2 separate regions of the Homo sapiens genome follow, and region 2 is linked to region 1. A link is a contact called in ENCODE Hi-C data. All regions are on one chromosome and are shown on one strand. The core of a region is the stretch at or near the end of the contact, and the rest is flanking DNA. Distances in the headings are between cores, read along the strand shown. Region 1 overlaps NUP210 (nucleoporin 210). Region 2 holds the start of LINC00620 (long intergenic non-protein coding RNA 620).

What was found. A loop is a pair of places that touch in the nucleus more often than their neighbours do. Pooled maps may share reads with other maps.
Region 2: a map with no recorded cell type shows a loop between it and region 1 (6-fold over the local background). The contact joins the promoter of LINC00620 here to the enhancer-like site in region 1. A Hi-C loop is called at or near these places in 4 of 168 maps with a recorded cell type or tissue (CD4-positive, alpha-beta T cell, CD8-positive, alpha-beta T cell and naive thymus-derived CD4-positive, alpha-beta T cell), 1 of 37 single-sample maps with no recorded cell type and 12 of 50 pooled maps.

Annotation. Positions count from the first base shown.
Region 1 is chr3:13,330,409-13,334,328 of GRCh38, forward strand. NUP210 (nucleoporin 210) reads right to left here. Exons shown (of 40, transcript NM_024923.4): 29 at 1,885-1,976; 30 at 52-226. Among named protein-coding and RNA genes, the nearest start is that of NUP210, 88 kb to the right of the region's middle. RefSeq lists a silencer at 351-518 and enhancers at 1,686-2,045, 2,366-2,415. Within about 2 kb of position 1,948, at least 8 of the 41 ENCODE cell types and tissues checked have a DNase peak (open chromatin) inside an H3K27ac peak, as active enhancers do.
Region 2 is chr3:13,649,059-13,652,978 of GRCh38, forward strand. It overlaps LINC00620 (long intergenic non-protein coding RNA 620), which reads left to right and starts at 1,663. Exons shown (of 6, transcript NR_027103.1): 1 at 1,663-1,775. The region is part of intron 1 of LOC100293612 (a long non-coding RNA gene); the gene reads right to left.

The sequences.
Region 1 (3,920 bases), core at 698-3,197:
CTCAGTGCTATTGCTTTCATTACTCCAAAAAGGAGGAGAATGCAACCCTACCTTTACAGCAACAATGATGGTTTGGTTGGCCCCAAAGGGCTCTTGTGCAATCACTTCGATGGTGGATGTCCCGATCATAGACCCTGATGCTAGAAAGCCTTTCTCATCAACATGCACAACTGGAACCTTTTCGGGTCCATCCAGGACGCGGTAGCTCAGAGAGGCTGCACCATCCCTTTGGAAAACAAAACAGAGCTGTTTTTGTAGATGGCAGCAGTGGGAGTGGGCCTGGATACAATGCCAGGAGATCTAAGAGTCTGTGGCTCCTCATGCTCCTGGGAGGAAAAAAGGCCCAATCTTGGCCCCACGGACCTCAGGACCACGTGCCGTCAGTTGTCTGAGGCTTCATCAGTCACCCACGGAAAAGTAATTCAGAAATCCAATGGTTCCGAGCAAAGTGTGGCGTCTCACTCTTCCCAGAGCAGTGCCTGCCGTGGGTCAGCCAGCAGGGAGGGAGAGACTATGAGGGCAGTTTCTTTCATCAGCTCCATGGGACATCTACTGTAAAATATCATTTCTGCAGCAAATTGTTCTCAATTTACTGAAGCAAGGCATCCTGGCATAGTGGAGGATGGGGCTTTGAGTCCGACAGAATCCAAAGCCGGTCCCAACATGTCCTGCCACCAGCTGTGTGCACATTATGTCCCCTCTTCTCTCGGCGTTGACTTCTTACTTGGTAAAAGGTGTGTAATGATCCTGTCTTGTCCTATTTCTAAGGACTGTCAACAGGATAAAAACAGACTACCCGCTAAGAAAACTGTTAGCAAACTACTGATACTATGTACTGGGTAGGAAGCAAATTATGCCGTATCTGTTACCCTTTTACATATTTATTAATATAATAAAGAAACCCAGGAAGCAAAGGCCTCCAGCTCCCACGGCTAGTTTCCATCATCTCTGTCTCTTCCACAGCCCTATAGATGACTAGGAGCAAATGTTATTGCCTCTGCCTAAACATTCTTCCCCCACCAACCCCTTCCTCTTAACCTGGGGAACTCTTATTCATCCTTCAAGAACTGCAGCCCGAGCATCTCCATCTGGGACATGCCTCCCCTAAATCCCCATGGACAGCACCCTTCTTTGGGCTCTGGTTTGAATACTACACCTTGCTTTTTAATAGCCTTCTCCTGCTACCCTCCTCCGGGGCACCCTATGTCACCCATATCTGTGTTCCTGGAGCCCAGCATGGAGCCTGGCACTTTGTTACTTTTGGCTGAATGAAAACATGTATGTGTTTCATGCAACATGTAAGTGTCCTGTGGCCCGTGGAGTCTCCCGCTTGGCAACTGCCATTCAAATGCAAGCCACTGTTACGAAAGGCATCCCCTTGGAATCAAAGGTAGGAATTAGGTTTGCAGAAGAGCTTTAAACAGCTTTTCCCAAGCGTTACTGTGCGGCCCCCTCGCCTGGGGATCTCCCTAGGGTGCAGCTTCTCCCTGGGCAGGTCTGGGGTGGGGCTTGAGAGCTGCATCTTCTCTTCCCGGTGATGCTGATGCTTCTGGCTCATGGGCTACACTCTGAGTGGCAAGTCTTGAAACACAACATTTCTAAGCTGGTGTTTTTTTCCCTTTTAAAGACTGAATTTTAGTACCTCGCATAAAAATGTTTCTAGGCTACAAGGAGGAAAAAGAGACCCACAGTGAGAAGTGATTTCAAGAAGCAGAGGAGCACCACAGAGAAGAGAAGGAGCAGGCAGAGGCCTCACCCATTCCAAGCACAGCAGGAGAAAACCTCCCTGAAAGTACCCATGGCTCCTGACAGTGTTGACACATGAGGTGTCGGATGCAAGCACAGCCGCACAACTTTGCTGGAAACAAGAGCTGAGTCACGTACCTGTTTGTCTGCAGCTTTATATATGAGTTGGGCGACATTAATATTTGTTCTGCTTCTATTTCAGGGTTGAGCAGCTGCAGCTTCTCAAACACCTGCAAGAGAGGGCAAGTTTCACTTCCGATGGGGCACTGGAGTCACATTCAGGCCAGATGTCTGCTTCTCTCCTAGCAGCAAGAGCCGAGGAGGGGCCAGAGAGGAGAAAAGCGGCTTTCTCGTCTGTCAGGTCACTGATGACATGATGTGAAGGGCTGACCTTTAAGAGGCCAAAGGTGTGGCCGGGTAGAGTAGCTCAGCCAAGGCAACACAGCAAACCCTCAGTCTCTACAAAATAATTTTAAAAATTAGCCAGGCATGGAGTGTGCAACTGTAGTCCCAGCTACTTGGGAGGCTGAGGCTTGCACTCCAGTCTGAGCAACAGAGCAAGACCCTATCTCACACACACACACACACATGGCCAAAGATATGATGAGAAAAGACAGGCAGGCTCATGTTTGTGTAGTCTAATGGGAGCTCCTTCAAGGAGCCTGGAAACACAGGCCTCTCCCTCCGTGCCCAGTGAGGAAGAACTTTACCTGCCAGGATGTGAGCGCGGAGGGCAGCACACACAACTCCAGCACCAGGGTTTGCTCAGGATAACTGTGCCAGGACTGAGCCTGGGCAAGGTGCCACCGAACTGCTCCCTTCTCTCACAGAGACATCCTGCTCCTCACTGCCACCATCTCAGAACAACCCCCGTTCCACCTCCCAGGCTCCTCTGGCTGGCTCTGGCCATGTTCTTGCAGGATCCACATAGACACACACAGGGGCCTGGTGAGGAGCTCAGTCCGGCAAATGATCAGCCTCATGAGGTCGGCTCAGATCTGATCCTGGGACGCCCAAGTGCTCCAAGGCCCTGGTGGCTCCCCGAGCCCATGGCAACAGCACTTACCTGGGAACTCCAGGCCCCTTCTCTGCAAGACTTCAGATGTGTCCACCACCTGTGTAAGTCCCCTCTCTCAGGCCCCTCAGGGCTGCTGCCTCCTCGGCCTCCCAGCCTGGCTCAGGGGCAACCACTCGCTGGCAGGTAAAGCTGTGCCCTGAGCTCTCCACTGGCCTCTGATCAGACCAGGTGGACACCCCTCGGGCCTGAGCCCTGGGCCATGGCCAATATCATCGGATCTGACGAGTGATTCTCTGAGAGGAAGATGGCCTGATTCCACCCCTCCCAGCTCCTCTGTGCTCTGTCCACGTAAGCCTAGATTTCCTTGTGTGTAACATGGTCCACAACTAACGTCCTCTCCATGCCTGTCTTGAGAGTTGTGGGCTCCATATGAGGTGACAGGAGGAACAACACTTCCCAAACGGTGAGAAACAGCCTTTGGGAGCTGGGTGGGGTTTTGGCGTCAGGTGAGACGAGGCTGACTCGGATGCCCCCTTCCGGCATCCACACGGAAGCCACCTCACTGAGTCTGACTCGGACACACTTACTGCCTGGTAAATACATTCATAAATAGGATTCCTTCTATTTTTTTTTAAACCATGCATTCCTATTTTCTCTCTTTAGATGGAGGGGGAGTTGTAAGATATTTCCCACTTTCCTGTTAACTATAAGAAAAGCAACAGCATGAGCACCATGGTAAATGGCAACTGATACTTGATATCACTGTCAGGGAGAAAACAGGGAGTGGCGGGGCCTGTGGCAAACTGGAGAGTGCAGCTCTAATGGAGTCAAGGTTGCTTCTCATTGCCTGCTGATTTTGCTGTGGCAGACACCATATCTTTAGGACATGCTGCATCTTAGATTTTTACCTGGAATCTTCCTATCTTTACATGACAACAAGCTGTCTCAAAGGCCTGAGTGAGCCAAATAAAACACGTTTGTAGGCTGGATCCAGATTCTCTAGTTTCTGATTTACTCAAACTCTACCTGCTGTCAGATAGGGAAACAGAGGCACAGAGCTGCCAAGTGACCCAACTGAGGTTACAGAATTTGGAAGCTGCAAAACCCTGCCTTTAATTCCATGATAGGCTCCAGGACTTACTTCCTTTTAACAAAG
Region 2 (3,920 bases), core at 413-2,912, 320 kb after region 1:
GAGTGTATGACTTGCCTAGGGCCACACAGGGATTCAACTCTGTAAGGGAAACCTCATTGCTCAGGAGAATGAGAAGAAAAGCCACAGACTGGGAGAAAATATTTGCAAAGGACATAGCTGATAAATGACTATTATCCAAAATCTACAAATAACTCTTAACACTCAATAATAGGAAAACAACCCAATTAAAAAGTGGGCAGAAGATCTAAACAGACACCTCATTCAAGAAGATACACAGATGGCAAATAAGCACCTGAAAGATGCTCCACATAGGTATATCATTAGGGAGCTGCAAGTTAAACCAACCATGAGATACTGCCACGCACCTACTGGAGTGGCTCATATCCAAAGCACTAACACACCAAATGCTGGCGAGGATGTGGAGCACCAGGAACTCACATTCATTGCTGGTGGGAATGCAAAATGGCACAACCACTTTGGAAAACAGTTTGGCTGTTTTTTTTTTTTTTTTTTTTTTTTTTTTTTTTTTTCAGACAGGGTCTTTCTCTGTCACCCAGGCTGGAGTGCAGTGAAGCAATCACGATTCACTGCAGCCTCAACCTACCAGGCTCATGTGATTCTCCCACCTCAGCCTCTTGAGTAGCTGGGACTACAGGCATGCACCACCACGCCCAACTGATTTTTGTATTTTTTGTAGAGGCGGGGTTTTGCCATGTGGCCCAGCCAATCTGAAGCCAATCTGAAAAGGCTACACACTGTATGATTCCAACAATACAACATTCTGGAAAAGGCAAAACTATGGGAACAGTAAAAAGATCTGTGGTTGCCAGGGGTTAGGGGGAAGGGAGCACAGGGGATTACGGGTGGAGTTTAGAGAATTTTTTGGGCGGTGACACTATTCTGTGTGATACAATAATGGTGGATAAGGGTCGTTGTACATTTGTCCAAACACATGGAATGTACAGCTTCAAGAATGAGCCCTCACGTAAACCATGGGCTGTGGGTGACACTGATGTGGCAGTGCAGGTCCCTCATGCACCCCTCTGCTGGGGATGTTGATAGAGGGGAGGTTGTGCACGTGTAGGGGCAGGGAGTGTGTGGGAACTCTCTGTACTTTCTGCTCAGTTTTCCTGGGAACCTAAAACTGTTCTAAAAAATTAAGTCTACTTAAAAAACAAAACATAACAGCCCACTGCGTGGCCCTCCCCATACTCCCAAAGCTCACATTCTAGTGGGGAGTCAGACACAGAAACAGACACAACCATGTTGGCAGTCACTGCAATGATGAGGCAGACACAGGGGGCTGTGGAAACTCAAGAGGGGCCATTATAGTGGCATCAGGGAAGGCTTCCTGGAGGAGGTGTTGCCTCCAGTGGGTTTTGACGTGCAGCAGGAATCACCCAGCCGGAGATCAGGGCAGGCACTGCAGGCAGCATGCTCAAAGGCACGAAGGAGTGAGGTGGTGGGGGAGCAGCGGAAGTTCCTAGCGCAGCGTGGGGGTGCTCTGTGCACAGATAAGTTGCGGGCCGCGGGAAACAGGACCCTGGGGGGCCCCCTAGAGCCTCGCGGAGCGGCTTGCAGAGGAGCCTCGGGGCCACGGCGTGTGTGCAGCGACACCTGGCGGTGGCATGCGGAACTGCGGACGGCTGCGCAGGAGCGGACAGCGGAGAGGCGGTACTGACCGGTGCGAGGCGGTGCTGACCGGTGCGGGCCGGTGCGGGCCAGTGCAGGCCAGGCCCGGCCGGGGCGAGGCAGGTGGCCAGGTCCGAGGACCGCGTCGCACAGCAGCTTTCAGGACCTGGAGAGAAATCGAGGTGGGGGTGCGTGAACGTGGATGGGCAGAAATAACATCTTTTGTACTCTAATTGGAACATAGCATGTCCTTTAATTATGAACGCAATGAGCTATAGTAGCACTACTGATTTCAGAGATGGCGCAATCTCGCTTTCCTTCCTTAGTACTTTGAAATTGCAGTGGGTATTAGACCCGCTGCTAGACCGTGTCATTCACTGGGTTAAGAAGGAAGCCCAGGTAGCGCCACGTCACAGACCCCTTTTAGTATTCTGATAACTATAATTTAAATCTAATCGGCATTTAAGAGCCTACAGGCTTGCCCAGACTGCCAAAGGCGTCTCTGGCACACACACACGCACACACACTAACATGCACACAAGCAGACACACATGCACGCAGACACGCACATGAACACATGCACACGCACACTTGCATGTACACACGTGTGTACACATACACACATGCATGGTTGAGAACCTCTCTGGAGAGGAAAGGCAACACCAGTGTGTCCGCTATGTAGTGGTTTATCAGACAGTTTATTGTGGACATGGACATGAATAAGAAAGGGGCACTGCTAATTAGGCCAAGGCAGTGGATATGAGGTGGGACTGTCCCTAGCACACTGGGACCAGGGCTACCCTGAGGCCTGCAGGACACCGGGAGCTGTGTGTGAGTTTGCATCTCTGTAGGCGCGTGGCTGTGAGTGTGGGGGAACCTGGTGAAACGCATCTGAGGAGGGGAGGGGGTGTCTGCCACTGTTCTGGGTGTGTGTGTATGTGTGTGTGTGTGTGTGTGTATAGGGCATTCTGATCTCTAGTACCTGGGTTCTAGCAGATGCCTGACCTACAGCCCTGTGTTCAGCCTGGTCATTCCAGCTCTCAGAGAGACCTTGCCCAGCCATTTCCTGGGGTAGCAAATGGTCTGGAACCAGTCTGTCTTGCCTCCCCTGAGGGAGACAGGCGGGCTACTTGTGTAGCCTTCTTACCTCACTAAACTCTTCCTTCCTTCCATGATGATCCCCGTTTTACAGACACAGAAACTGAGGCCCAGAAGAGCTGAATATTTGGCCCAGGCCACACAGGGAGTCCAGCCACGGGTGATGAGGGGCTGAGGATCGGGGAGGGACAGGAAACCTGGCCTTTCTGAGCCTTGCTGTCCTTATCTGCTGCGTCAGGAGGTGAGAGGAAGATGTTTGGGGCTGAGCTAGCAGAGAGGACACTGAGCTTTTGGCCTCTCCCCTGTGTAAACCCCACCATGACTCCCCATTGCCACGGCATCAAGTCCCAGTTCCATGGCCTGACATTCCGGTCCCTGCCCCCTTCAGATTCATTGCCCATCACTCCCCGTCCACTCCCTGCACTCCAGCCACCCTGGCCACCAGCCCTTCCTAGCACCCTCCAAGACCCTTCTCATCTCCACGCCTCTGCCCATTCTGTACCTGGCAAACTCCTACGCATCCTGCAATGCTCAGCTCTGAGCACCCCACACAGAGTTGGCATCTGCCTGCTGTGTGCCCCCACCGCCCTCACACATCCCTGCAGGTAGTCCTTCTCAGGACTGATGCAGCAAAATAAGATCCGAGTCCCCAGCACCTAGCACCGTGCATAAAGCAGGCACTAACAAATGCGTGTCGAATGAATAAGCAAATGTGTGCGTGCACACTCCACCCGCCCCCCTCCTCATGAACTGCTTGAGAGAAGGGCTGGGTCCTTTCCAGCTACTCAGGTGGCAATCGGAGTTTGTCCAATGTCCAGGCTGGAGCCAGAGTTGAAGGGAGGAGCAGGCTGGGGGTGGTGGTGGCTGCATTTGGTGTTAGGAGGCCCAGGCTGGGCCTGTGAGCTGGACACCCCACCCCAACACCTGAGGTATCTGCTCCAGGTCCCTCTCTGCATGCTCCTGGATGGGGCTTGGCTGTGGCTTCCACTCAGGCCCCTGGATATCCCCACTGCAGCTTGGCCCTCTGTGACTCACTCTTTCTTGGCCCTAAAGGTCAGTGCAGGGCCAGGCCTCGTCCTCTTCTCTGTCCATTTATCAGGTCGGAAGCTCAAGGCTGACCTGGCTGGGGCCAAGGTTTATGTGCTTGTTCACCCCACCCAGCACCTCTGACCTTGTGAAACATGCCAGGAAGGGTGGGGACAGGAAGGTGACACTAGGGCCTCTGTGTC